Linked DNA regions of Mus musculus: regions 2, 3, 4, 5, 6 and 7 are each linked to region 1. Evidence: chromatin loops called from intact Hi-C (ENCODE). Cell type or tissue: heart. All regions are shown on one strand. Region 1 holds the start of Phlda1 (pleckstrin homology like domain, family A, member 1). Region 2 holds the start of 4933440J02Rik (RIKEN cDNA 4933440J02 gene). Region 3 overlaps Gm30624 (a long non-coding RNA gene). Region 4 has its middle 7.3 kb from the start of Gm30624. Region 5 overlaps Gm30262 (a long non-coding RNA gene). Region 6 has its middle 72 kb from the start of Gm20758. Region 7 holds the start of Gm30262 (a long non-coding RNA gene).

Evidence for each region. A loop is a pair of places that touch in the nucleus more often than their neighbours do. Peaks named below come from ENCODE experiments on the same cell type or tissue, not always from the same donor. Only the 100,000 strongest peaks of a DNase experiment are listed, where the experiment ranks them.
Region 2: a loop joins it to region 1, with 3 times the contacts of the local background. A loop is called at or near these places in 8 of 42 quality-filtered maps.
Region 3: it touches region 1 in a loop (2.9-fold over the local background); 5 of 42 quality-filtered maps call a loop at or near these places.
Region 4: it touches region 1 in a loop (2.4-fold over the local background); 3 of 42 quality-filtered maps call a loop at or near these places.
Region 5: it touches region 1 in a loop (4-fold over the local background); 5 of 42 quality-filtered maps call a loop at or near these places.
Region 6: a loop joins it to region 1, with 2.3 times the contacts of the local background. A loop is called at or near these places in 3 of 42 quality-filtered maps.
Region 7: a loop joins it to region 1, with 3 times the contacts of the local background. A loop is called at or near these places in 16 of 42 quality-filtered maps.

What each region holds. Positions count from the first base shown.
Region 1 is chr10:111,505,871-111,509,870 of GRCm38, reverse strand. Phlda1 (pleckstrin homology like domain, family A, member 1) reads right to left here and starts at 3,585. Exons shown (of 2, transcript NM_009344.3): 1 at 2,223-3,585; 2 at 1,222-1,811. The coding sequence starts at 3,466. The coding sequence ends at 2,249. In heart, CTCF peaks have their summits at 2,235 (motif pointing left) and 3,303; DNase peaks (open chromatin) are centred at 2,300 and 3,340; H3K4me3 peaks cover 4,000 bases; H3K27ac peaks cover 4,000 bases.
Region 2 is chr10:111,592,584-111,596,583 of GRCm38, reverse strand. All of the region lies in intron 2 of Gm30262 (a long non-coding RNA gene), which reads right to left. 4933440J02Rik (RIKEN cDNA 4933440J02 gene) reads left to right here and starts at 2,311. Exons shown (of 4, transcript NR_045344.1): 1 at 2,311-2,480; 2 at 2,579-2,635. In heart, no CTCF peak of the experiment used is centred here; a DNase peak (open chromatin) is centred at 1,783; H3K4me3 peaks cover 1,943 bases; H3K27ac peaks cover 2,504 bases.
Region 3 is chr10:111,718,818-111,722,817 of GRCm38, reverse strand. The region is part of intron 2 of Gm30624 (a long non-coding RNA gene); the gene reads right to left. Among named protein-coding and RNA genes, the nearest start is that of Gm30624, 36 kb to the right of the region's middle. In heart, no CTCF peak of the experiment used is centred here; a DNase peak (open chromatin) is centred at 1,557; H3K27ac peaks cover 770 bases.
Region 4 is chr10:111,675,710-111,679,709 of GRCm38, reverse strand. No RefSeq gene overlaps it. Among named protein-coding and RNA genes, the nearest start is that of Gm30624, 7.3 kb to the left of the region's middle. In heart, no CTCF peak of the experiment used is centred here; no DNase peak of the experiment used is centred here.
Region 5 is chr10:111,599,289-111,603,288 of GRCm38, reverse strand. The region is part of intron 2 of Gm30262 (a long non-coding RNA gene); the gene reads right to left. Among named protein-coding and RNA genes, the nearest start is that of 4933440J02Rik, 7.0 kb to the right of the region's middle. In heart, no CTCF peak of the experiment used is centred here; DNase peaks (open chromatin) are centred at 2,448 and 2,798; H3K27ac peaks cover 597 bases.
Region 6 is chr10:111,800,416-111,804,415 of GRCm38, reverse strand. No RefSeq gene overlaps it. Among named protein-coding and RNA genes, the nearest start is that of Gm20758, 72 kb to the left of the region's middle. In heart, no CTCF peak of the experiment used is centred here; a DNase peak (open chromatin) is centred at 2,385; H3K27ac peaks cover 987 bases.
Region 7 is chr10:111,581,859-111,585,858 of GRCm38, reverse strand. It overlaps Gm30262 (a long non-coding RNA gene), which reads right to left and starts at 2,808. Exons shown (of 5, transcript XR_380793.4): 1 at 2,361-2,808. In heart, a CTCF peak has its summit at 2,411; DNase peaks (open chromatin) are centred at 2,658 and 2,988; H3K27ac peaks cover 1,321 bases.

The DNA.
Region 1 (4,000 bases):
AAAAAAAAAAGACATCTCGTTTCTTAAAACCAGCATTCCAGTTTGGAAGCTGGAGAAATGCTAACCGAGACCCTGAGAAAGGGTCAGGACAAACAGACCAGTCAGGCATCAAGGAAGTGACTTTCAACCCCTAGAGACTTTGGTATTATCCCGGGACTCCTTCTCCACTGAAGTAGTGCCTGCCTTTGTGACTCTTGACTGTCCCTTTGATTTTACACAGTGGAGGGTTTGTTCTACCTTTAAAAGCACAGCCTTTCCCTCCACCCCCACAACATCCTGACGGTTGAACAAGAGTTTGTTTTCTTTACTGACAATCTCCAGCCGTGGTTCTCAACCTTCCCAATGCTGTGACCCCTTAATACAGTTCCTTTGTCCTAGATGCACCCTGAGAGTGATTTGTAAATATTTCAAAGGAGTTGGGATGTTGCAGGGAGTCCCCCTAGTCATTGCAATATCCTAACTGTGAATTTGCTGTTATGAGTCATAATGTAAAGATCTGATATGCGACCTCTTGTGTTGACCCTCAAAGGGGTCAAGGCCCACAGGTTGAGAACCACTGAACTCGGCTTCTCTAGACTTTTTCTTTCCTTCCAAATGGCGAATTTAGCCACCTCACCAAAACAGGGACGGTCCAGACATCCCCCAGAGCAGGAAAGGGAAAAGTGTCGTTTTCTCTGCCCAGTCTTATTTTCAGGATGAAATTTAAAATGTTATGGTACCCAGTCCTTTGAAATATTTACAAATCACTCTCAGGGTGCATCTAGGACAAAGTAAAAGGCTAAGAAAATGTGGCCCAAGTGACTATGCAGAGGTCTTGGTGCTGGGTAAAAATACTCTCAAGTGGGGCACCCCCTAATTTTAAAATGGAAGCACTAATACTCACAATCAAAATGAGATTTTGTGGTGCTAGGATTGAATCCCCGGGGCACCCGAGCCCAGCTCTCTGCTCCAGGTCTCTACATTTGGTTTCCTATGCAGCCACTACAACCCCCCCACCCCCCAGCAGACTCCACTCACCACACCCCCAAGCCAGGCCTCAGGCTTCCCGCTGGGGTAGCATTTAAATGTTTTCAAACCCAGTGTCATTCATACTGATTTCTTCCTAGAAAAAGCAGGATTGTAACCACCAGGTTTTCATAATTATACACTCTGACCCACTCAGCTTTAGAAAGAGACATCTGTACACACTACATAGCACGTCTATGAAAAAGAGACCTTTAGAAACTGAAAGTAATATCAGAATTTAATTTCAACGTCTTCAAATACAATGAAAGAGTCGACTTTATGAGAATGTCCTGGGAATACTGAACCCATTTTTTTTTCATGTTTGCCCCCCTCCACCACCCCTTTCCCTTTTTCTCTTCCAAGATCAGGGCTTACTAAGAAATCTGTTTCTGAAAATAAAGTTTCTTTTTTTTTTTTCTTTTTTTCTTTTTCTTTTTGGCGAGGAGGGGGAGGAGGTGGCCTACATTCAGAAATGTCTTAGATTAGGCATAAAAAAACTAATAAATAATCATAATCCAAAATAACATTAAAATAAAATTACAGTACATAAATTGTTCCTACAAAGGTCCATTACGTTAGGTGATCCTTCCAAAGGTCCATAAATAAAGTCATCTCGACGCAAAATCTGCTTCCTGCAACTGTGATGAACATTATGCAGAAAACTACGAGGGAACTGCAAGCGCGCGTTATCCGTCGGGTGAAGTCCAAACTACTTGATCAGGCGCGGGGTGGGGAGACTCTGTTGGTTTTGATCCAAGTGAACTGAATAGCAATGCACTCTTCCCACTTTCCGAAGTCCTCAAAACCTGGAAAGAAAGGACACGGAATGAAATGAGTGACTCAGGAGTCAAGACCCTGTTCCCTCCCGGCCAGTACAAAGGACCGAGTGCCCAGAAGGACACCAAGGTCTTTACGTTGGTGCGGAGGCACACAATAAAGCAGCCCAAAGGAGGATGGCACTGAACAAGAGTGATCACCACGGTGGTGGGTAGGTGGTCCCCGTGCCCTGCTCCCTGGCGGAATTCCTCCGGCTCTTCTCTCCCCGCCCTGCCTCTACAAGCTCCGGCTTGCCCATCTTCTTTCCACCTCTCCAGAAACTTGAAACGATTTTTTTTTTTAAACTTTGCTTCGGGAGCGAAATCGGTCAACAAGCTTCCTACTCTTCCCAACAGCCATGCTGGCACGTTTCTAGGTGTCCCAGGTTGCCAGGACCTTACCTTGAGTGGCCCGGGTGCCGCCCTCTTCAGGCAGAGTTGGAGGTGCTGCGGAGAAGCCGGTGACCCTGCGGCTGCGAGTGAAGAGGCTGGTGCGCGTGCTGGAGTTGGTACGGGTGAGGGTGAGGGTGAGGGTGCGGGTGCGGGTGCGGGTGTGGGTGCTGGTGCGGGTGAGAGTAAGGATGAGGATGCGGATGCGGGTAGGAGTGGAGCTGTTGGGGTTGGGGTTGGGGCTGAGGTTGGGGCTGAGGTTGGGGCTGGGGTTGGGGTTGAGGCTGGATCTGCGGCTGGGGCTGGGGTTGGATCTGCGGCTGGGGCTGGGGTTGGATCTGCTGCGTCTGCGGAGGCTGCTGCTGGACCAGGTGCTGCTGCTTCTGCCTGGTAGACTTGACCGCCAGTATGGCCTGGCGATTTTTGTACTGCACCATCTGCAACGTGATCTCGGCGTTCCAGCCCTGGTCCTGGGGGCACCGAAAGTCGATCTCTTTGCCCTCCGTCATCACCACAGTGAAGTACATGTACTTGCCCTTGCGCTCCACGCAGTCTACAGTCTTCATATTGGAAAAGTGCAATTCCTTCAGCTTGACTGGTGGCTCAAGGCTGGCGACGGTGGGGCCACTAGGTTGGGACGGTTCGGCCGTCCCCTGCCCGGGCTGTTGCTGCTGCTGCTGCTGTTGTAGCTGCTTGGGCGGTATGAGCAGTAGCCCTTCCTCGGTGAGGATGCAGCACTTTTTCTTCCAGAGCTGCAGCAGCCCGTCGCTTCGCTTTTCCAGCACTCCTTCCTTCAGCGCCTTGCAGCCGCTGTTCTCCAGCATCCTTCCGGCATAAGGGGTGCTGCTGCTCCGCTCGGCCTTCAGGCTTCCAGACGCTCCGGCTGGGGGTAGCAGTAGCAGCCCTGCGCCGTCCTCGCCCCAGCGGCTTCCGCGGCCGCCCGCCCGGAGCGCGCAGAGAAGGCTGACTCGCAGGAGACAGAGCGGTGGCGGCGGCGGCGGTGGCTCGGGGTCCCGGCAGAGGGACAGGCGCGTCCTGACTCGCCACAAGATCCCGGAGCCGTGAGCGGGCTGCTCTCTGCCGTCCTCCGGCGAGCGCTCACTGAAGGGCACTGGCCGGGGCCCCTCGCGGCGCTTTTCAATGGGCCACCCTCCCCACCCCCGAGTGACACCCAGCGGAAAAGGCGGCTCCTGGCGCCCGCGCCGCGGGGGAAAACCCAGCTCCGAGAGGCGCTCGGCAGCCGGCGTACGCCTCATTAACTTGGGGCCTTCCCAGAGCCCGCCGCGGACACGCCCCCCGCCGCCGGCTCCGCCCCAGCCCCGCCGCCGGCTCCGCCCCCGCCCCGCCCCACCGCCCACGGCCGCCCGCGCCGCCTGGAAGCAGGTTCTGGAAACTCCTGGAGGCTCCACGCGGTCGCTGAGGTCGCCGCGGCTGCCGGGCGGCGACTGCCGACGCCCAGAGGGCGCCGAAAAACCATCCCCCCACGGACCGGCCCTTCCTTAGCAGGTGGGCTCTCCGCTGCGGGGGTGGGTAGCAGATCCAGGCAGGCCTGGGGAGCCACCCCTGGGGTCAACGCGGAGCCGACTCCAGACAAGGGCATAAAACTTAGGGGACGAAGTTCCATAGCGGGCATTACCCCCCCCCCCCCCATAGCTATGTAAACATCTCAGGGAACAAAACCCAAGAGTGCTTCGAGCTTTTTTGTTGTTGGTGTTGTTCAGCCATTAAATAAATAGTTGTTCCTGGGGGCAATTAGCTAAGGCAAAACAATAAAGCTACCAGTTTGTAGT
Region 2 (4,000 bases), 87 kb before region 1:
ACCCCCCCCCCCCCAAGCTCATGTCTCTAGCTGCATATGTAGCAGAAGATGGCCTAGTCGGCCATCACTGGGAGGAGAGGTCCTTGGTCTTGCGAAGATTATATGCCCCAGTACAGGGGAATGCCAGGGCCAGGAAGCAGGAGTGGGTGGGTTGGGGGGGGGGGGTAATAGGGAACTTTTGGGATAGCAATTGAAAGGTAAATGAAGAAAATATCTAATAAAAAAATCAAAGAAAGAAAGAAAGAAAGAAAGAAAGAAAGGAAGGAAGGAAGGAAGGAAGGAAGGAAGGAAGGAAGGAAGATAGATTGCTCTGGAAAAAAGCTAAGCTAGTTTTAGACAAAATGGGAATGTGAGTGAACAGTGAACAAGCAGGAGATAGGGGCTTCCCTGACATCTCAAATCATACCTGAAGACAGCCACTTCCAGGCCTTAAGTCTGGAGTGTGAACAACGTTTAGACCAAATTAAGTAAGCAAAATAATAAGCAGACATGCAATTAATTCTCAATTATGCTCAGCAACTGGGGGAAGGCGGGAGTGGTGGTGGGAGGGAGGGGGTCAGGAAAAGCTTAGCTGCTCAAATGCTCCATGAAGTCAGATTCCAGAGCTTCAGGGAGGATGCGGGCAGCTGACAGAGAGTCTCTCCTTTTATCAAGTGAGGGCATTATCCTGTCAAATCATGCCTGTGGACTCTCTCGGGGACCGGCTTGCTTATCTCCTGGCCCTGCCTGGTCCTGAGCAGCTGGGGTTAATGATTAAATGGAAAGATGACAGGAAATGAAGAGGCTGAGACATTCCATCAGATTAACAGCTGAGACCTGGGAGGCAGCCCCGCTCCCTCACACCAGCTTCTGCATCTGGGGAAAACCAGAAAAAAGAGCCCATCCACCTCATTAGACCGCCTCCTTTTTCCTTTCCCACTCACTATCTCTGTCAGCAACACTCAGAGTCCAAAGGTCTTGAGATATCTCTGAGACGCCAGGGAGAGAAGACAGGAAACCGGGCACCCTCTCTCTGAGGTCCAGCCTGAGATAAATTCCTCCCACTGTGACCTGTCAGCTTCGGTTCCCTCTTAGGTCTTAACAGAGGAGCCGTGAGGACCGATCCTATAGTCAAAGGGGGTCTCAAATAAATGTTCAGAGATGTCCTGAGGCTTGCTCGAGGTGGAGATCGACAGTAAGCTGCGACCTTCCTTCCTGCACGTCTTTGTCCTTGACACATCAAATATCAAACTGGGAGGAGGGGAAGGGAAGAGACAGGGAGAAAACCAAGAAAGGTCAGTTGCCAAATGGGACATCCATGTAGCCTCCTCAACCACTGGCTGACTCAGGGTTAAGCGGTCTACTTCTCGAAGAGAATAAAGTTAAAGCCAGCTTTACCTGTTGACCTGAAGACAGATCCTTGCGTTATCGTGGAAATTTCCACTATAATTTCAGATTCCACACAAATAATATTCCCGGCAAAATCAGCTTCCAATGGGCGGGTATCCTAAGTGTCTTAGGAGTTTTCATTTTGCTTTCCTTTGAGCTCTTAAAGAGGGGTCTAGAAATCATTAATTTCCCTGCCTTTTCATCTTAGACTACCTAGCGGCTCAGATCGGAGCTCTGCGCGCCTAAAATCAGGAAGGGACAATGGCACTTTGCCATTTTGGCACTAGCCTCGTGTCCCAGGCAGCAGCCTAGCCAGGCACCTTCTACCCCCCACCCCAACCCCCGGCTGTGAGCAGCAGCCAAGCCTATGTTTCCTATGACACAACCCCTCTCCGCAGACTCTAGGAGCTCCAGAGGGACCCCATTTAGATAACCAGGCTCCAGATAAGCTTGCCGGGTAATTATCCAGCTTGTGCCCTGTATCACGCCAGCTGAGTGGCTGTGAAGGGAACAGGGGACAAGGCCAGCAATCCCACATGATGCCTGAAATTGTACTCCGTGTAGAGGCAAGAAATCCTTCCCTCTGATCCGTTAAGGTTCCGTAACGAGTCTCGGGAAGGAACTAATAACATACCCATCAGCAGGAGACGCGCCTATTTACTACCCGACTGGCCATCACACATTCACTATCGGGTAACAGTCTGGTGAGAGTTAGAGGCAATGAAGATACAGTTTTAGAGATTAAGTAAGTTATTTTCAGAGTAGATAAATGACCAACCACCACCACCACCACCACCACCCCAAAAAAAATGAGGCTGGGACAAACTTTATCTGGCCTTTGGCTGTAACGTTAGCTCTAATCTCCTTCCGGTTACGTGCTTCCATCACTTCCGGTAGGCGGGGTGTCTGAGGAAAGATTCAAACTAAGTTTTGTGGATAACTGGGAATTGTAAAAAGAAGCGGAAATCAGAGGAAGCCTTGCAGTGTGTGAGCTGTACCCCAGGTGATCCCACTGATATCAGGACATCTCTGTACATTTTTCCGGTACCACATCTCTCAGGGGTATCACAGACTCCGTCCATCTATGCAACCCAATTCTAAGGACATCCTGGGTCTGTAAAATTCCCTTCTATCTCCATCAACAATTTTAGAACGTCCTCACACCTTTCTGATACACTCCTAAAGGATTTTCAAAATGATCTGTTGACAGCTTCAAAAAGCAACGGAGTGAAAGATAGTTCGTGGAAGTGGAGGGAGAGTCTATTGTGTAAGTTGTCACCTCAGTATTATTACATCCAGGGCAAACATTTGTTTAGAATTCTAATTTCTATTCCAGTACAATCGCCTCTATGGAAATGGAGACTAATCTAAAGAATAACTAAGTCAGTTACTGCTTTGTAAAGATAGCATATGGTACTTAAATTGAACCAAGAAAGCAGGAGGCACGACACCAAAGGCTTCCCAGCTCTTTGTAGCGTAGTAAGAACTGTATTTCACATCACACCCAAGTAGACACGCACATGAATGTGCAGCTCAAAATTTTGATGAAACCCAATCACTTTTACTATTTTCTATACAAGTGTTCTCTTTATTTATTGAAACTTACTATATTGACTTGATGACCCACTAAGAACTTGAGGATTTAAGGTTGGTTAGTTTCAAAATCCCTTTTTTATATCTATCAAAAAAGGAAATACAAAAACCCACAAACCTAAGGCTGGAAAGGTGGCGTTCAGAGATTAAGAGCACTTGCTGCTCCTGTAGAGAACCTGGATTCAGTTCCCAGCACCCACATGGCTGCTCACAACTGTCTGTAACTCCAGTTCCAGGAGATCCAAAACCCCTATCTGGCCGCCACAGGCACACATACATGCATGCAGGAAAGCACCTAAAATTACATAAAATAAAACTTAGTCTATAACATTCTCTCTAGTATCTAATAATGGCTATCACTAAAGCATAAACACAATGTATCAGAAATGTATAGTACAAGTTTAGCAAAAGAGTTCTTGCCAGGACCTTCCAAAAAAGAAAGGAAAAGGGGGTGGGGGATGCAGGGTGGAAAGGAAGGAGGGGGAAACATGAATGAAGGCAAGAGAAAGTGAAAAGAAGAAAAACATGAGGAAAAGAGGGGATGTTCTAACTCTAGGAACTAACCAGATTCACTTAAACCCAGTAGGTTCTCCCTTGAGCATTACAAAGGACCTTTTGTTTCAGTAAGGTTGGAGCTAGGAGGCTAGGATGGATGAAGTAGGTTAGTGAAGCATTCTAAGGATTAAACGGTGGCTTTGTAAGTTGTAATTACTACCATGTGTGAATTTCATTAAGTAAAAATGTGGCAGGTCAATGGAGCTCTAACATTAGCAACATGTGCACTGTCCCCAAGCAAATTCTGGGTGAGGATTGCATGTGGGACAGGCAGGGAGTGTGTGCACCATCTCTGCATTTCTCACTTAATTTTCCTGTCAACCTTAAACTGATCTAAATAAAATGATTTTAAGGTACACCTTTTTCTACTTGCCTATCAGCACTATGGTGGTTTGAATAAGAATGGCCCCCCACTGTCTCATAGATTTGGATGCTTGGTTGGTCACCAGGGTGTGGCACTATTTGAAAGGATTTGGGGGTGTGG
Region 3 (4,000 bases), 210 kb before region 1:
AGAAAGAAGACAGAGGCGAAGGTGTTAAGAAACTATAGTTCCATGTCACTGTGTGAGGAGTGTTAAATGGGGCACCTGCTATGGAAATTGGTGTAGCTGTCCACTGAAATACTGATATAGAACTACCGGGGGATGCAGCAATTCTACTTCTTTGTACATATTCAAAGTAACTGAGAGAATATCAAAGAGATACAGTTGTCTAACATCCACGTTTAGTACAGCATTACTCATGATAGGCAAGGGATGGAGTCACACACAAAACATAGCAGAGCCATGCAGTGAAATTGTGTACTGCTTTAAAGGGATGGCGTTCTATTATAGGAAATGATTTGCTTAAACTCTGAGGATATGATGTTAGCTGAAACAGAGCCAGAAGAGAGTAGATACTGGAGCATATGTCTAAGAGGCATATAAAGTGAGTAGTTTGTAGATATTGAAAATAAAATGGCATATACCTGACTTGGGAGAAGGAAGAAATAAGGTGTTACAGTTTAGTGAACGAAAAGTTTGAGTTCTGCAAGATGAAAACATTCCAGGGGTTGGTTTTTAACCTCAGAGTCGATATACTCGATATACTAGGCTTAAAAGTTACCCTTATGATAAATCTTATATATTTTTATCAAAATAAAAACGCAACCACGGTGCTGGGAAGACAAGGGAAGGGCACGAGCACTGAACTCTGCAAGTGTGAGGGCTTGAGTCTAAATCCCCAGGACCCGTGTAAAAGGGCAGGCATGGTAATGTGTACCAGCAACCCCGGGGCTGGGGAGCTAAAGAGCAGAGGCTTGCTGCCCACAAGCCTGGCTCTACTTCCAGGGAAAGGCCCTGTCTTGAGGGAATATATGGATAGTAACAGAGCAGAATACCAGCTAACTGTCTCTGGCCTCTACATACACAGGTGTACACATACCTGATAGCTATCCATATTAATATCACACACCATGCACATACACCAAGACACCATCTCTCTCTCTCTCTCTCTCTCTCTCTCTCTCTCTCTCTCTCTCTCTCTCTCTCTCTCTCTCTCTCTCTCTCCCCTCCCTCCCTCTCCCCATCTCTTTCTCATACACACAAATGCATAACCCATTGTCCATGTGACAGGCAATTATAAGACAGCCTTTCTTATACCTCATTATGAATTCATTTGTCAAATTAGTTCCATTCTCTGAATTATAAACTTATCAGTCTAAGAAGTATAAAGTTATCAGTTTAGGAAAGGGGACCATGAGGAAAGGCAGGCCTAGGGAAACACTAGCCTTCTAAGAAGATGTCAGGATGCTAAGGCAGCCATGGAAGGGGGCTGCTGGGAAGATGGGAGGCATGAGGAAAGAGGACCACAAAGAGGCAGGAGTGAGTACACCTTGGATACTTCATCCTTTCTGCTCTCCCTCGACCTCAGTAACTCACAGGCAGTGAGAGCAGGGCAAAGACTGTGCTGAGAAACACTAAGAATCATGTGGTTGAAGGGCACTCTGGCAGCGATACCACAGCTGAGCTTCCAGAATCCCAGAGGCTGACTTCAGACTGCCTCCGTGCTACAATGCACCCCACTGAACTTTCCAGGCCCAGATGGCAGTTATTTTTAGACCTGTTCCCCTTTCCACGATTGACAGCAACTGTGAAGTGTAGAGGGAGAACTTGGCCTAAAAGCCAAACACAAGTTCCCATTTTTAGTAGATATGACTGCTGGAGACAAGCGACAGTGCTCTTGGTCCTTACCTCTCTATGAAGAACACAATCTGTTGACCTTCGCCAGGGAAGTGGCTTTTGCTATCGTGGTAGGGCCTCTGGTTAGTAAAGGCTAGCTTTCTATAGCTTTGATGCTGTTCCCATAGGGTGAATCCTACCTGAAGGGCTCTCTGTGCCCCACCCGAGCCTGCCCTGGGGCTTGCTCTACCATAGGCAGGACTCTAAGTCTGGGACTGTGTAGTTCACCCCAGGCCTTGCCCACTCTTCATAATGGTCAGCTTTCCTAGAATGAAGCTCTGGCTTTAAAGTGTATCGTCCATTAGAACAGACCTGGGATGTGCAGCTAGGAAGGAGAAGGCTTTCCTCAGGGAATATAGCTGTACCCTTCTAAAGCACAGGCAGCCATCACTTGAGCAGGTGAAACATTATGCATTGCCTATGTTCATTCTCATTCAATCAACCGTTCTGACTGCAGCTTGATTCCTGAGAGGACATGAAATGTTATTTACGCCTTCTTGATGTTCCTCATGCTGAGGCGCAGGGCTCCCACCTAGCTCCGATGTGGGAGCTCCCATCTGATTGTCAGCCCAGCCCACATTGGCTCGAGCTGAGACACCAGTTGTCTCCGTCTCAACTTCTCAACTTATTTGACAAGGTCAGAAACCTCAGGTGATGAGGACTAGCAAAGACAGAACCCAAGCTTCCTGAGGTTGTTTGTGTGTGTGTGTGTGTGTGTGTGTGTGTGTGTGTGTGTGTGTGTGTGTGTGTGTACATGCGCGAGAGCACGTGTGTTTGCATGCATGTGCATGTGTGCATACATCTGTCTGTCTCTTAACCTTTCATTCCAGCCTTACAGCTTCCCTAAAGCCCCATGCTCCACCATCCCAGGTCAGAAGCCCTTCAGTCACTGAGAACGGTAGCATGAAATCCTGACTCATTCAAGCTGATTTTGCTTTTGACCCTGAAAAAATTATAGAATTCAATCCAGCTTGGCTAGCATCGGAAGACAAGATCTCCATTTGAAATACAGCTCTTAGAGGTTAAACACGGACAGTACATGGCAAACAGAGCCTGGACCGGGAGCCAGCCCTGCCCATTGTTAGCAAATGCCCTTTCCATAGCATCCCAAAGAGGCAAGATGGAGAGCGTGTATCAGATACTGGCATTGGAATCAACAGGCTAGAAACTGAAGGCTCGCTTGTGTTTTATTATCAACAATGGAAAAACTGAATCAGACTAGTTAGCAGTGGGCAGGGAGCCAGCGCAGACTTGATTAGATCTTCATTCTTGTGGTTTTCCATTCAGGGAGAAGCTTGATTGTGGAAGAGAAGCAGAGTTGCCAAGGTAGTCAGCACCTGTGTGTGCCTGTCTCTAGCATCTCTTCAAGTGAACAAGCGGGGACTAGATTCTAGTCACTAGAGGAGAGCAGGAAATAAAGAGTCAGCCAGGCTTGTACCCAGGCCAAGTTAAACAGGGCATACATATTCTTCATCGACCATCTGAAGACAGACCTCACTCCTACTCCCAGCAGATGCTCTGGTAGAAGGTGTCCTATTTGGGGGCATAGCTAAGAAACGGGTTGTCATTTCTGTCTGTATTTTCCTGAAGTAAGCTTCCTACCCTTGGGCCTGGAAGGAATGAAAGGGCTCTCCCAAAAGGAAGTTCCCTTCGGAAGGATCATCCAAAGATAAGTCAGGAAGGTGCCTTCAACAATATCCTGAGTTGGGATGCCCAGCATCCATATAAAACCTGGGCATGGCATCTGTCACTCAGCACTGAGGTTGGAGGGTGCAGATATAAGCTAATCCTTGGAGTTCATTGGCCTCCCAGCCTAGCCAAAACAATGAGCTCCAGGATCGGAGAGACCTTGTGTCAATAATAATAATAATAATAATAATAATAATAATAATAATAATATGGAGAGTAATCAAATACACACAACATTGACCTCTGGTCTCCTCATACTCACTCATAGATGCATGCACGCACCCATGTGAATGTGTTTGTATAGCACACACACACACACACAAAGAGAGAGAAAGAGAGAGAGAGAAGATAGAAATAGACCTTTTTTGATCCATTCGTTCTTTCCTTGCAGAGCACCTCAGGACGCCTCAATCGCCTTGGCACACCATCATTATGGTGCCTAACCATCTCCTTTCTCAGTGCATCTCCACCTCCCCAAACCTGTGTGGCTAAGGAGTAAGTAAGACTCAGCCCTGCTGGGCTACTATGTTTCTTCTTCCTCTCTTTGAAACCAAACTTGAAAACCAAAAGCCTAGATACTGGACCCTATCAGTTTCCCTGGTTT
Region 4 (4,000 bases), 170 kb before region 1:
CGCACATTTTTCTTAGTTTCATCTGTCAAACGCTTTACTTACTGCTCCTGACATTTTGCTCTCTTCTTCCAATTAGATCAATAGCACACATCTCCTGTAAACTTGTAGCCAATAAACACTTCATCACCCGGTATCCACAATGGATTATTCCAGGACGGCCACCCCACATGCCAACATCCACAAATGTTCAGGTCCGTCATTTAAAATGGCACAGAATTTGATATAATATAAGCTCTATGTTTTACTAAATCATCCAGATTACTTATAACAGCTAATGTGATGTAAGTGTTATGTAAATCATTGCTATCTCGTATGGCTCACAGAATAAAGAAGAGAAAAAGGTCTTGTATGTTCAGTACAGAGCAACTGTTCTTAAGTATCTTTGAGCCATGGATGGATGGATGGATGGATGGATGGATGGATGGATGGATGGATGGATGGATGGACAGATGTCGAGCCGATGGCTTTAAGTACCCAACTGCATTACAATTTTCATATTTCACAATTCCTCAACCCCTCACCCCTCAGCAATCTTCCCTTTAAGCAGCACAAGCACTTTGGAGACAGAGAAACAAAAAACTCAAGTTCCCCAAATACACACACACACACACACACACACACACACACACACATTCTTTATTTACATTTCAAATGTTTTCCCCTTTCCCAGTTTTCCCCTCCAGAAACTCCCTATCCCATCCTCCCTCCCCCTGCTTCTATGAGGGTGTTCCCTCACCCACCCACCCTCTCCTGTTTCCCCACCCTTAAATTCCCCTACACACTGGGGCATCAAGCCTTCACAGGACCAAGGGCCTCTCTTCCCGTTGATGCCTGACAAGACTATCCTCTGCTACATACACAGGTGGAACCATGGGTCCCTCCATGTGTACTCTTTGGTTGGTAGATTAGTTCCTGGGAGCTCTGGAGGGTATGGTTGACCCTTATTTTCAGCTATTTCCACAGAAAAACCAGACAACTTATCTCACAACAGAACACGACAAATATGAACTGTGTGTAGATCCTTATGTTGATTCTGCTGCGGCAACTCCCACAGACATTATAAACAGAACAGAGTGTTTCTAGGTAATAAGATAATTTTTTTTCCTCAGAACACTTAGCAAACTTTGAGTTTCTTCATGAGACCCCCCCCCCCCCACCATTCCATATTCATCGCATTATCTGGCAACTGTGTGTATCCGGCACAGACAGAAAGAAATGACCCTGGCAAGGCTTGGTACCCTTCAGCCTCCTGTTAAAGGATATCAGTAAGACGCCTGAGTTTGACACACCAAGTATCCGGATGCATAGCCCACTCTTCTAACAACTACGTAAGAATGCTTTTATCATTTCCATTCCTTAACAGAAGGAATTGATGTATACAGAGGTGAAATGACTAAATTTCATCTCTTAGTAAGTCGTGGTGATGAACTTGAACCATCACCTGCTAAATTCCAGCTAATAGCAATGTATAGTTTGCCTCTCTGAGTACACCTATCTAATATATCCTCAAGCCTTCTTGTCAGTGCTTTCTAATTCCTTCTGTACTTCACTAGTTAAAAATAAAATAGTTTCTACTGTGACCAGGCAATGGACTTATAAACTAATTTTTTAATGCAAAAAAAAAAAAAAAAAAAAGAACCAGGTAAGTTCTGAGGAAAAAAAAAAATCTAACTTGAGCTTTAAATATTTTAATAATTTAAAAAAAAAGATTATACCTCTTCCCCAGATTGTAAACTGTGCTAGGCCTACTTCTATTATCTCTATGCATTTATTTAATTTAGTTCTGGCATCTTTGGGGTTACATTGTACTCCCAAATAAACAAAGACAAAAGTCTTCTTACTTGTCATTAACGGTAATAGTTACCAAAAAAATCATTAAACTTTACTTTAATGTCACTGAGTGTGTCATGAGTGCAGATCAGCGCCCTCTGGCTGTGTGGTTACCTTCACTGTCAACCTGACCGATTTGGAATCTCTTAGGAGACACACATCTGGATGCATTAGCAGGACTTTTAGACACGTTTAACTATGGGGGAAATGATGTGTCCTGACTGTCAGTAGCACCATCCCATGGGCTGGGTTCCCAGGCTGAATACAAAGGAGGAAGGGAGTGGTGGAGCACACTGGTAGTCACGGCACTTGGGAGGCAAAGGCAGCAGATCTCTGAGTTCAAGGCCAACCTGGTCTACAGAGTGAGTTCTAAGACTACACAGAGAAACCCTGTCTTGGGGGGAAAAGTGGGGGAGGCAATGGAACCCAGTAATCAACACTCTCTGCTCCCTGACTTCCGGTCCATGCTGCTATCACTGTGCCTCCCTGACCGTGAACCTTCAAACCCTGAACCTAAAGAAATCCTCTCTCCTTACATTGCTTGCTTCGAGTATTTTGTTATAGTAGCAAGAGAATTAACTAAGGACCAATGAGATGGCTCGGCAGATAAAGGTGGTTGCTGCCAAACCTGTCAACCTGAGTTTGATCCCAGAACCAGCATGGTAAGGAGAGAAACGACTCCCACAAGCTGTTGCTTGACCTCCACACATACTCTGTGGGTCATATGTGTATGTGTGTGTGTGTGTGTGTGTGTGTGTGAGAGAGAGAGAGAGAGAGAGAGAGAGAGAGAGAGAGTAACTAAAATAAGAAAATAGAAGGTTGGTCCTAAGAAGTAGGGCTGTTGCTGTATTAAGCCTGGTCATGTGGTTCTTAGGCCTCTGTGATTAGTTTGTGAAAAGAATATGACTCTCATTATCATCTTTGGGATAGAGAACCACAGAATACAGAGGTTAATGGGCCATTTTGATTGGAGTCTGGAAGACCAGAATTCTGATAAAATGGACAATAAAGACCGCTCAACTAGATTTCAGAAGGCAATGAAGCTCATTAGTCTCTAGGCTAGTTGCCATTCATGTTACAATTAAAAATAAAATATAACTTTAAAAAAAAAAACAAAAAAACAAAACAAAAACCTTATTACCTTCAATCTAAAAACCTGAGCAAGGCTGAAAACCAAAGGCCTTGGACTTCGTTGACTGACAAGGCTCATGCTGCACACGGTGCCTATGACAAGCTCTGCTTTATCCTCTCTCCAAAGGTGAAAGATGCCACTGTTGGCACCCCAGTGCTGTGTGGAGTTCATAAATTCCTGTTGATCTAGGCTCTTCACACTAGCGCTGGGAGATGTGAGCTGTTATCAGAGAGGAAGTAAGATAAACACTGGGCTGGGTTCATTCTAGGCCAGAGTTATCTGAGTCCCAGGCCCCAGAAAAGGCATAACTAAACAAGCCCTGCCTTCAGCTTTTCTCAGGAATCTTACTCACCATTGTCATCTCAACCTTCTTTAGCGGCTAAGCCACTTGAAATCAGTCCAAGTCCCTGCGATGTTTTCTACATTGTTTGCAGCGCCTGCCTGCCTTTCCTTTGCTGAGGAAGTGTGAGAATACAGAGCAATGGCATGGCCAGTACATAAGGCTGATTGACAAGAAGCATCCTTTCAGATGCCTGCGGTGGCTTCGGAACTGTTAGAAAAGGGTGCCTCCAAAACACAGTCAACTGTGGATCGAGCTTGTTTTGAACGATTCTTCTGTCTTTATAGAAAGGCTTTATTAAGTTGGCGTTCCTGATGACTTCCAAGTATTTTTACATTGAGACCAAATATGCGAGCACACATACATGATAAAGCAGAACTGAGTAAAATCAGCCAGACCCCAAAGATGAGGAAAAACAGTTACGTTGAGATGAACCACCTCCGACATACCAGAAGCACTCTGAGCACCACCGCAGGGTCTCTAGGAAATCTTCCAGTGTCACCAGCCAGACACAGTAAGGAGGAAGAGGGGTAGGGACATGTTTATCTCCAGTTTATAGAAACAAATTCCGAAAATAATTGTTCCTGGTGTTAAGGAGAGCGTGGGGTCCAGTATTTGTATACCCTTTAAACTCATGTCTGGAAACAACATGCAAAGAATTTGAAAGGTTTTTTTTTTCTTCACCCTATTTTTCTATG
Region 5 (4,000 bases), 93 kb before region 1:
CTTGTCTGTCTCTGTGCCCAGAGTTTCCATTTTTCTACAATACAATAATACTGGATTACAGTGTATACTAATGATATCACTTTAACTCAATCAAGTCCCCCCCCTCCATTTATTCCTTTATTTCTTTATTTCATTTGTTTGTTGTTAAGACAGGCCTCTTTATGTAGCCCTAGCTATCCTGGAACTTGCTCTGTAACCAGGTTGCCCTCAAACTCAGAGGTCTGCCTGCTTCTGTGCTTACATAAAGGGTATGCACCTAGCTTTAAAGTACTTGTTTTCAAATAAGGTCACTGGTGCTCAAGATGGGGACCTTGAGCTTGTGGGAAGGATCACAGTTTCAGGTAGTTCAGGGCCACTCAAAGACTATTCCTGCTCACTTATATTATGAGACCATCTGCTCACAGGGGACCATGACAAGTTCTTACCGATCCTTTTGATATAACCACTCTCTGAGGAAGACTAACCTGGCTTGCCACCAGGACCCCAGCTTTTACACTGAGTTACAGTTAAAGAAGGGTAGAAAGGAAACGGGAGCCTTGTCCAGTGGCCAACTCCTCCCCATCATTTCACAGGGAGAAAGGAGAAGTTGCAAAGAGGATACCTACCCAAGGTCTTATGGTCACTTAGAACCAAAGCAGGACCAGAACCCAGGCTGCCTGGGCCTGCTCCTTTCTTCCTTTGTGGAAATCTACCCCTTACATTTGAAATCTTTATTATGGTGATTAGATACACATTTCAAAATAAGTTGATTATAAAAAATATTATTCTGGGCTGGGGAAATAGTTCAGTGTGTAAATACATTCGTCTTCATGTCTGAAGACCCGAGTTCAATCCCTGGGTGGGATTCAACATGGAGGAAGGAGAGAGCTGACTCCTATAAATTAGTCTATGATGTCTACACATGCACACCTCCCACACACACATGCACACCTCCCACACACACATGCATACCTCCCACACACATGCAAAATTGAAGTTTAGAAAAGTTCTCATAGATTCATCTATATGTACCAAGCCCCATGTCATTGTACCCCCCACCCCCCCACAAAAACACCAAAACCAAAACCCTGGGGAAATAAATGGAGACATTTTCTGGCCAAAATTATTCACCATATTTCATCATATCTAATATTCCATCTACTGTAAGAAACATTATTTTGCCCACTACCAAAAAAAAGAAAGGAAGGAAGGAAGGAAGGAAGGAAGGAAGGAAGAAAGGAAGAAAGAAAGAAAGAAAGAAAGAAAGAAAGAAAGAAAGAAAAGAAAAGAAAAGAAAAGAAAAGAAAAGAAAAGAAAAGAAAAGAAAAGAAAAGAAGAAAGGAAGGAAGAAGGAAAGAGAGAAAGTACGTTGAAGCTAAGGGTGTGGCTCAGAGGTTAGAGCATGTTTAACACGCATGGGGTTCTGGGTTGGATCCTTCATCTCTACATTACCAACTGGGCATTCAAGGTCATCTTTAACTAGTGAGTGAGTCTGAAGCCATCCTGAGCCACACGAGATACTTCCAAGAGAGAAAGAATGAGAATGAATAGAAACACCACCAGCAATCAGATGGGTGTGAGAGCATACATATGATCCCAGCACTTGGGAGGCTCTGGCAGGATCCTGAGTTTGAGGCCAACCTTAGTTACATAGCAAAATGTTGTCAAAAAAAAAAAAAAAAAGGAAAGGGAAAAGAAAAGAAAGGAAAAGAAAGGAAAGGAAAGGAAAGGAAAGGAAAGGAAAGGAAAGGAAAAGAAAAGAAAAGAAAACAAAAGAAAACAAAAGAGAAGAAAAGAAAAGAAAAAGGCCTATCAATGTGTAACATGCATCAATTATTAAAATACAAAAATGCTTGCCTCTCTAATGCAAAGCCGTTAAACTATGAAAACGCAGGCATCATCAGAGCAGGAAAGACAATGACCCAACTCTGTGTTACTGTAACCAAGTCTCTCATGCCTGCCAGTTGTCTTTGCCAGGCTGGTTTAGTAAAATACAGCTGACAAAGTGACAGGTACAAAAGATTTTAAGACACACTGCTCAGTTAATCTAGATGCTCCCCTATCCCATGCCCCCCTATATCCCCCCCCCCATTAAATGACCTAACACATCCTCTAGATCTTTCTTCCAAAGAAAGCATATGTTCTGTACCTCCAGGGACAAGAAATAAGCAACAGGGGGGGCCTTAGGATCAAAGAGATGAGAGTGGAGGAGAGAGCAGTACCTAGAGTCTGCCAAAGCAAACACACACACACACACACACACACACACACACACAGGCAGAGGGAGCAGAGCAGACCTTGCCTGCAAAGGTCCTCTGAAGGAGGCTTACAGAGACTTAGAGGACCCTGGTCTGGGCTGCCACAGCTGTGAGCTGGGAAGAGCCCCGTGTGAGGCCTGAGAACCTGAGACTTGCTCCTACAGCCTCAATCCTGGCAGGAGACCAAAGCTGCCTCTGGCTGGGGCTTACAAAGACCTGGTGCAGGGCCAGCTGGCTGCAGGAGGCATGGTTCTGTATCATTCATCACTCAGAAAGTGCTCCGCAGCTGGAGGAAAGGCACATCAGCCACAGCCAGTGGAGCCCAAGCTGGCCTCCTTCCTCTTCCCTCTTCTCTCCTTCCTTAAGAGAAAAACCCCAGCACTGCTTGAGCCCTAAAAGTGTCAGAAAGCCAGGAGATGTAGCCTCTTGCTTTAAGTGTCCTCCAGTACAAATCTACTTAACACCATTTTAACTTAGGTCCTGGGGACTCAGTGGTTAAAGTCATCGAGTCCATGATGCTACTTTTTACTGGCAACTATTTTGTTTCCGTGGTTCTTTGGGTCAATTCCCAGTGGTACAGACAGGAACCTTCTGGTAGCTTCCCTCTCCATCCAGTTCCCTTTTCCCAACTGCTCTCTTCCCACCTCCCACCTTCTCAGTCTCTCCAGGGATCAGTCACAGAGCAGCCTGGGGGAGGGAGGGACAGGGGAGGAGTCCTCACTATCATCACAACCTTGAAAACTGGTCTTGTCACCCAGTTGTGTGACAAGCAGAAAAAGAAAGGAAGACAGAGAAGAGGGGCATGACTTCAATTCACAGAAAAAGCAGAATGCCCACGTGTGCTGAGTTGGTCAGTGACATGGGCTTGGGAGGGTAGAGAGCCGTGGCCATTCAGGAGCCCAGCAACTGGCATTTACAACGATGCCCCCTGCAAATCCAGGATCTTGCCCACAAGAATTTCATAGATTTTTCTTTTGAAAGGCCATGCTTCCTGGCAAGCTGGGTCAACGGTTAAACTGAAAGAGAAATATTTCTATTATTTGGCAAGAGCCACTCCCCCTCCTAAGCTATTAGTTCATTTGCCAGGCAAGAGAGAGAGAGAGACAGGAAAAAAAAAGTCAATTCTAGGGTGATCATCACACAGAGTAAGACACACACAGAGTAAGAAAATATCAAAGGCCATTTCCAGAAAGGATTAGAACAAATACTTCCTCTGAAGTCCCTGGTGATCCCTGGAGAGGGGAGGGGTGGGAAGGACCCTCACAGTGCAGGTGTGTTGGCTCTGCTCCAAGACTCCAGATGACAACTGTGGCTTGCCCTTGGATTCACAGAACTTGCCTTACCACTCCCAACTGGAATTTCACAGAGATGGCTTGAAACCCAGCGCCCCCCATTCCCAAAGCCAGTGACCTAGAAAAGCCACCAAGCTCTGTCAACCCTCTGTACTTTGTACTTCAGCTCCTGTGACCAATAACGCAGCGCACCACAAGCCAGGCCCCCCTGGAGTACATTTTCCCCTTTATCTCCCTCATTGAGATGTCGTCAGTGACCATTTGCTTGCTTATCAGAGCTTCCTGAGAACTCAGGCTACACCTGTCTGATTCCTTTTTCTTTTCTTTCTTTTTTTTTTTTTTTTTTTTTTAACGTTAAAACTGAAAACGATACCTCCTCTGAAGGCTACCCTGGCTACCCCATTAAGGGAACAACTGGAGTAGTTCTTGCCCCATGAGAACTCCTTCTTCCATAGCAAGACTTACAGAGAT
Region 6 (4,000 bases), 290 kb before region 1:
AAAATTTAATAAGATGCACACCATAGGACCACATTTCTTACCCATTCTTCAGGAATAAAAGAGCTTACACAAATGGTCAGAAATCAGGGAATATTATCACTTAAAGTGGCTTGAAAATGTTGCAAATAACTTAAAATCTAATGAAAAGTAATAGAATGGCAAGGGTTTCTTTTTGAAAAGCCGTACTATCCTATTTTTTGTGTATGAATGTTTTTCTGCATGTTCAGCATATGTAAGCTTAATACCAACTGAGGTTAGAGGAGGGAGTCAGATACCCTGGTGCTGGAGTTAAAGGTGGTTATGGCTTCCATGTGCGTGCCAAGAACTAAACTTAGGTTCTCAAAATTGAAATTGGGTCTTCTACTAAAAGAGAGGGTCAGGACTGTGAACATGTGAACCGGAAGTGATCTGTCATTAGAACAACTTCAGAGGGATAAACTTGAACATTTGAAAGGTAGAAAGGAAGAAAAATGTGGGCACAGCTCTATTTATCTGTTTATCTAGCCTGAGTGCACCTTAGACAAAGGGTTGTTGTCTGTGGCATCGTTTTTTTTTTTTTTTTTTTCTCTCTCTCTCTCTCTGGAAAGGAAGTGAAGGTATGAATAAAGAATGATGTTTTTGTTCAGTCAGTGACTAAGTTCAGGCATTCAGGCCAATGGATATCCTTAGGTGGAGAACAATGTACTTTCCTCCGAGTCCTTTAAAAGTCAAGAAAACAGAAAAGAATAACTTCTCCCTCCGTGACTAACAGGTTCACAGAATACCTCCGAACACCTGCATAGACAGCCTGGGGGCTTCAGCTCCGTTCATGCGAACCTTTGGCAAATCTAGGCCAGTGATTCACAACCTTTCTCATGTTTCGACCCTTTAATACAGTTTGTCATGTTGTGGTGACAACCGCCCCCCCAACCATAAAATACTTCTGTTGCTACTTTATAACTGTAGTTTTGCTACTGTTAATGAATCTTAATGTAAATATTTTTGGAGATATAGGTTTGCCAGAGGGGTTGCGAACTGCTGTTGAGAACTGCTGTTCTAAATGCTCTGACCCTCCCCTCCCCCATAACTTTATATATGATAGCAGAAATACCTACCATCTACACAGTTTTTACCCTGCATGTTATATCTTGTTTGTACTTTCCAATCATTCTGAGGTGAAAGAGGAACTGTTGCTATCCAAACTGTTAACAAATGTAAATATGAGGCTTGGAATAAATAGTCCCATGTTGTCTAACTAACAAGAGAAAATCCTGAATTCCAACCACTGGTAAGTTAAGGGACTGTCGGCTGGGGCAGGGCCGTGTCATTGACCTGAGGCTATACTGCCTTACAGATAGTCTCCGGCAACAAGCAGAGAGTGTAGCTGGTTGGTTTGGGGCTCACGTTGGCCAAGGGATCCAGCAGAGACATTCTATTTCATGGAATTGACAACCAAATGCTCATCAATGGTGAGGCATATTTATGGCAAAGTAGAAAGATAGAGTAAGAGGTGAAACCTGAACTCTTTTATGACGTTCTCTTTTATTTTAGATTATAGTAATTTTGCCTCAGCATTCATAATGGTTCATGGGGGTGCTGTATGGTTTTGGTGCTGGCCACAGACTTAAATTACTAGAACTTAAATACCTCGCAATAAACTGGAATAATTTATTTTACTATCTTTTTGTTAACTTTTGCAACTAGAGACACATTTGCCTCTTGTCCCTAAGACAAATGAACTAACTATTGACACAAGCAAACACATATGTGTGTGTGCATCTCAGTGTTCATAGAGATAGAATATAAATGTGCATTTTTTTATCTTAGGAAAACACAACTTCTGACAAAGTCAAAAAGAACGGAGCAGATTAAAGCTATCGCCATTAAACATAAACTATTACAAGAATAAATATTCCATTATGACAGAAGCTCTTTGTCTATTGTTTATCATCTTCAGACTTTTAACCCCGTGGTCAATCATAGCAAAAGCATCACATGAGAGTCAAAGCATGATCGAACACATGACCATGAGCAAGTCACTAAAATTCTGATCTGAACACAAGGGAGCTGATGTCAGGGTTCTGATTGGATTCCCTTTCCGTCTCTTAGAAGCCTCTCACGAGGCACAGCTGAGATCAAAATACGTGGCAAGAGGCTGTGCGTGTATTCATTCAAATCCCCCCTCATTGACCCATTCTGCATGGAGCTACCCACCAAATGGCAGAGGTCGGTCTAAAGGACGCGTCTGGAACCTCAGAATTTGCTGTGAGCCTTCCTTCTGAGTATCAGAGTCATTCAGACTCTAGAGGTCTACACTCCTCATCCCTGTAAAACTAAAACTGCTGTGATAAATCTGGAAAAACAAAATCTCAGCTGAGTAGCACTAGGAAAAGCATCTGCGTAGCACATGCAGGAAGCTCCAGCTAATTGAGAATAAATGAGCTCTGTATCCCTCAAGGGCTGCGGCAACAGCGGGCCTGGCCGGGTCTCCATAGGTGGGTGAGCACACAGTGAGCTCACTTCCCGAAATGAAATCCCAGAGCTGTGTAAGTTGACTCTCTCTCTCTCTCTCTCTCTCTCTCTCTCTCTCTCTCTCTCTCTCAGCACAGTTGACCCCTTAAATAAAGAAGAGATGAGACATACCAAAGCACACTCAACTTTTACAACAGCAGCTCAAAGGGGGAAAAAAAATCTAAGCAAAAGTTGGAGGGAAAAAAAATGCACAGGCGTGTCCTTGCAATGCTGGAAGAACACACTGCTTGACTTGGCCGCTGTCTGTTTGGGGAATACACAGAGACTGTTTAGGAGTCAGATATGCCAAGGTTGCCGTGGGATGCCCAGTTTGCCGAAAACAAATTTATCTGTCTATTATAAACAGGCTTCCAACAAGGCAGGACCCACTCACTTGCTTCTCCATTGCAGTCGGGCTTACAATGACATACAATGCAGGAACTGTGTTTAAAAAGGCTAATCTAAAATCAATTCAGCGTGGGGAGAAGTATACAAATGCTTAGAAAAAATAGACATCCACAAGTACAGTCTAAGTAGGAAAATGGGTTCTCTTTCTATAACATGAGAGCTCTTAATAGTATTTTCTGGGGAATTGAAGAATTTTCCTAGTGGGAAAATCCTGTTAAGTGTTACCATCATCGCCTGGGCAAGTGCCTAAAGATACACTTTACCACGTCTCCCGTGTTGAAAGGGAGGGAATTCCAAGCATGACTCCTTAGGTTGCCCTCTTTAACCTCTTATCCATAAATTCCGATGCCGTGGCGGCTGAAGATGTATATCCTAGCAAGGACACCTTTTTGAGCTGTGGCTATCCAAACTCCCTTGACCCTTGGATTCTTAGACTATATTCCTAAGTAATTTAGTGATCTGTCACTTTTACAAGCTTGGAAGAAGTAATAGCTGCCGTGAGGACACTCAGGCAGGAAGTGGATGGGGGATAGAATCCGCCGCAATAATTTATTTGGGAGAGATCTTGAAGCCATTTCGACCTGGCTTTACTTTATTTATTTATTTATTTATTTGTTTGTTTATTTATTTATTTATTTTGCACATGTGTGCATGAGCACACATGAGCACAAATGCATTTGCACCCAGCCACCGGACAGGTTAAGAAATGGATAGCAGACCCTCCCCCTGCACCCCCCAGAGCTGAGTTTACAGGTAGTTTTGAACCACCTGTTGTAGGTGTGAGGAATGGAATTCAGGTCATCTACAAGCACAGCAGATGCTCTTAGGCCTCTGAAATACCACCCTTCCTGCCTCACGTTAGGGCTGAATGCATTGTCCCAGGGAACCGTATCTGTTCCACTGAAATGATGAGAACAGAACCACAGGGTACAATAGTTCTGTATCACAAGTACTCTGTCTATCACATGAGGATGCTAAAACTGTCCCACACTGGGTGCGACATAAATCAGAGAATGGCACCACTCAACCGGTGTCTTGAGTTCTCCTTCTCTCAGACGTCCACCCCAGTGACTCTTGACCCCAGCCCTGACGAATGGGCTCT
Region 7 (4,000 bases), 76 kb before region 1:
CTCACAGTCAACTATTGGATGGATCACAGGGCCCCCAATGGAGGAGCTAGAGAAAGTATCCAAGGAGCTAAAGAGATCTGCAACCCTGTAGGTGCAACAACAATATGAACTAACCAGTACCCCGGAGCTCTTGACTCTAGCTGCATATGTATCAAAAGATGGCCTAGTCGGCCATCACTGGAAAGAGATGCCCATTGGACAGGCAAACTTTATATGCCCCAGTACAGGGGAACGCCAGGGCCAAAAAATGGGAATGGGTAGGTAGGGGAGTGGGGGAGAGGGTGTGGGGGACTTTTGGGATAGCATTGGAAATGTAATTGAGGAAAATACGTAATAAAAAAAATTGATTTGTTTTGTTTTGTTTTACTTTGAGACTACTTTTGCTAAGTAGGTCTGGCTGGCCTGTAACATACTGCGTTGAACAGGCTGTTCTCAAACATGCACTGATCCTGTTGCCTCTGCATCCAGGTACTGCAATTACAGCTGTATACCACCAGTCCGAGCTTTGAATTTTTTTAAGACAACATTCAATGAAGGTCTCTGTATTTCTCAGCCTCCTCTTCTCAGAGGGATGATCCAGAAATGCAGAGAAGTTTAGGGTCCAAAATATAATCCATGCAGAAGTTTCAGAAAGTATAGTTTTTGTGCAAGGACACTTCTATACAAAGCGTTAGGTGCAGGTGGTGGTGGCACATGCTGTTGATCCCAACACTCAGGAGGCAGAAGCTGGTGGATCTCTGTCAGTTGAAGGCCTGGTCTACAGAGCAAGTTCTAGTACAGCCAAGGCTACACAGAGAAACCCTGTCTGGAAAAACAAAACAAAACGAAATATTAAAGCTAATTGGGTATTATTTCAAAGAAACACAAGAAGAAAAGCTACAACTGAGAACACTTTTGTGGCGCACACCTTTAATCCCAGTACTCCGGAGGCAGAGGCAGGCAGATTTCTGAGTTTGAGGCCAGCTTGGTTTACTAAGTGAGTTCCAGGACAGCCAGGGCTACACAGAGAAACCCTGTCTGGAAAAACAAAACAAAACGAAATATTAAAGCTAATTGGGTATTATTTCAAAGAAACACAAGAAGAAAAGCTACAACTGAGAACACTTTTGTGGCGCACACCTTTAATCCCAGTACTCCGGAGGCAGAGGCAGGCAGATTTCTGAGTTTGAGGCCAGCTTGGTTTACAAAGTGAGTTCCAGGACAGCCAGGGCTACACAGAGAAACCCTGTCTGGAAAAACCAAGAGAGAGAGAGAGAGAGAGAGAGAGAGAGAGAGAGAGAGAGAGAGAGAGAGAGAGAGAGAAAGAGAGAGAGAGAGAATACTTTTAAAAAGACAGAGTTTTATATTGCTAATTGGGGGTGGCGACACTTGCTGGTAATCCCAGCGCTCAGGATGTAGCAGCAGGAGGATGGCTTCAAGTTTTTGACTAATCCATCCTGCAGAGGAAGCGCTAGACCAGACGTGGCTACAATGTAGCCAAATTCTGTCTCAGAAAAACAAGTGACATAAAAGAATTGTTTCTTTCTAAGTACACGAATACAACCTTCCACATAATGCTTTAAGTAAATCTACTCACTAGCTGGTATGTCTCAATATTTCTTGCAGGAAATTGTGTTCCCGAGCTAGTAAAAGTCGGAACAGTCTAACATGGGTTTAGTCATAAATACACTAATTCACTCAAAGGCATTAGAAGGCCTAAAAGACTCAGGCCTAGGACTCATACTGACGTATGTGAAACAGCCATCCCATAGTTTCCAAGTTAACGAACTCTTTTCTACTGCATCTGACTAATGCCATTGCCTAGCTCAAGGCTGCTGACTCATGGGAGAGAGGCAAGACTTTTGATGAGTCATGTTCTTAGGAACCGTGAGCCACGGAGACCCTGGCTCTCCCGGGAGCCCCAAAGTCTTCCTGGGTCTCTGCTGTTCATCATAAAATCCTGTGCCTGCCTCCCCTCCTACTGAATTAATTGCTGTTAGTGTGTGGGAGGGTGGTGCCTGCAATTAGCTTTCTACCTGGCAGTTAGTCAACAATATAAAGGTGGTTAAGTGAGTCATGAACTTGTCAGTAGATTAAGAGAAAAAAAAAAAAAACCTGGAACTTGTCAAATGCTTAAAATAATTGGTTCACGGAGATGCAAACGGGACCCAAGATGAGGTAGAAAGAACAACCCAGCCCAACTCTTGGATAATATGAAAGCCGTCGGGAATTCCTGACACAGGTGACACATGGCTTTATCTAGCGAGGCATGAGAAGGGTGGGGTTGGGACTGAAGAGAGGTCAGAATGCACAGATAAGGATAAAGGAAATTCCAAGAAGGATCTAAAATCTGCTGATGGCAAGAGGCAGTGCGCTGTTACCTGCATAAAGAGTCGGGATGGCCGATGACTTCAAATCCTTGCACTACGCTGATTCTGCCTCAAGAGAGCTTGCTAAAAAGCGCCAGTGTGAGCCACAACGTAGGGGAAGGAAGCTAGCGGAACTGGGGGCAAAATTTGCTCAAATATTTTGGCTTCCGTTGGAACAAAAATAGCCCTTCTCTTTAAAGAAACTGATGCTGCAGAGACTTGATGATGTTCTAGGAAATGAAATGAGATAATGTTTTCAAAATAGCCCTGCCATAATGTCAATGAATAGTTTCAGTTCTTATCATGCGCGCGCGCAAGGCATTGTGTGCCTCGCGAGCTGCAGCGCTGATACTGAAGCAAGCAAAGGTGTCAGGACATTTAAAAAAAAAAATGTAATGCTTCTCCCCCTCTCTAAAGAAAATAGCATACAAATGCCCACGATGGGTGAAAACCTAACTCCAGTCAGCCATGGCAGGTCAAAAACCAGTTTCATTGATTCTTGGCAAAGGCTGAAGGAAGATCTTGGACTAACACCCATACTTTCACAGGGAAAAAAAAAAAAAAAAAAAAAAAAAACAGGATCTCAGGTCATTCAAGCCATCAGAGGCTTTAAATGTCACCTGGCTCTTGCCCAAACTGGCGGCCACCCAGAAACATTAAATAACACTCCTCAGTTTCAGGGTGTACGAATTGCAACACTGATTCCATGGAGCCAGGCTGACTTCTTTCCTCCCTTTCTTCATCTACTTTTCTTCTCCCTTGACCTGGTTCTGAGAAACCGTAAAGCTCCACGGGCAAAATGCCGCTGAAGTCCAGCTGTAAGTCTGCAAAATTACAGAGTCACATTCCCTTGCTCCATTTCATCACCTGCCACTCTCATATAGAAGCCATCTCTGGGACACCACGTGGCCAAGGTCACTCTGAAGTTGTCACACTTTCTTTGATGGTTCCCTCCACGGCAAGCCAAAGTCAGGAGGGCTTCCTGGGCCGTGGCTTCCATAGCCCTTCCAGTCTTCTTCGGCTGCATGGTCTTTATTGCCCGTTCTTTCACTGTCTTCATGACCTTTCCCCCTCTTACCACACCTGCCACACCAATTTCTCGGAAGCCATGGATTATCTGATTGATCTTCATTCACGCCACTGCACACAGCCCAGAGACTCCATCTCTTTGTGCGGAACAGAGACTCTTTATCAATTTTCTGATTCTCTGAATGGTAGGAAACACCAGATCGTCAAAGCAGCGTGATGACACGGGGTAATATATCTATGCCATAGTAATGCCTTTTTCCGTAACGAAACATCTGTGAGTCAATACTGTGAAATTTCCAGAATTTACAAACTGCCTCTGAAAGGGCCTGCTAACTGTCAAGTCATTACCCCCAGGGGTGACAACTGAAATTAGTCTTTGCCTTCCTCTCTCTGACCTCTCTGCCCCAACACCTAGCTCCATATTTATTCACTGCCCAACTAAGTCCAAAGCTGAACTCACACATTATGAGCCCTACGTGAGACACTCTTTGACCCCACTGATGCCACCAAGGCCACCAATCAAACTGTCCTCTGAAGTCTCACAGACTTTATCTCCTGCCTCCCTGTGCTGTTGTTAATCTCTTTGTTGACTGTTTCTTAGTTAGGTTTACTGATCCATTCTA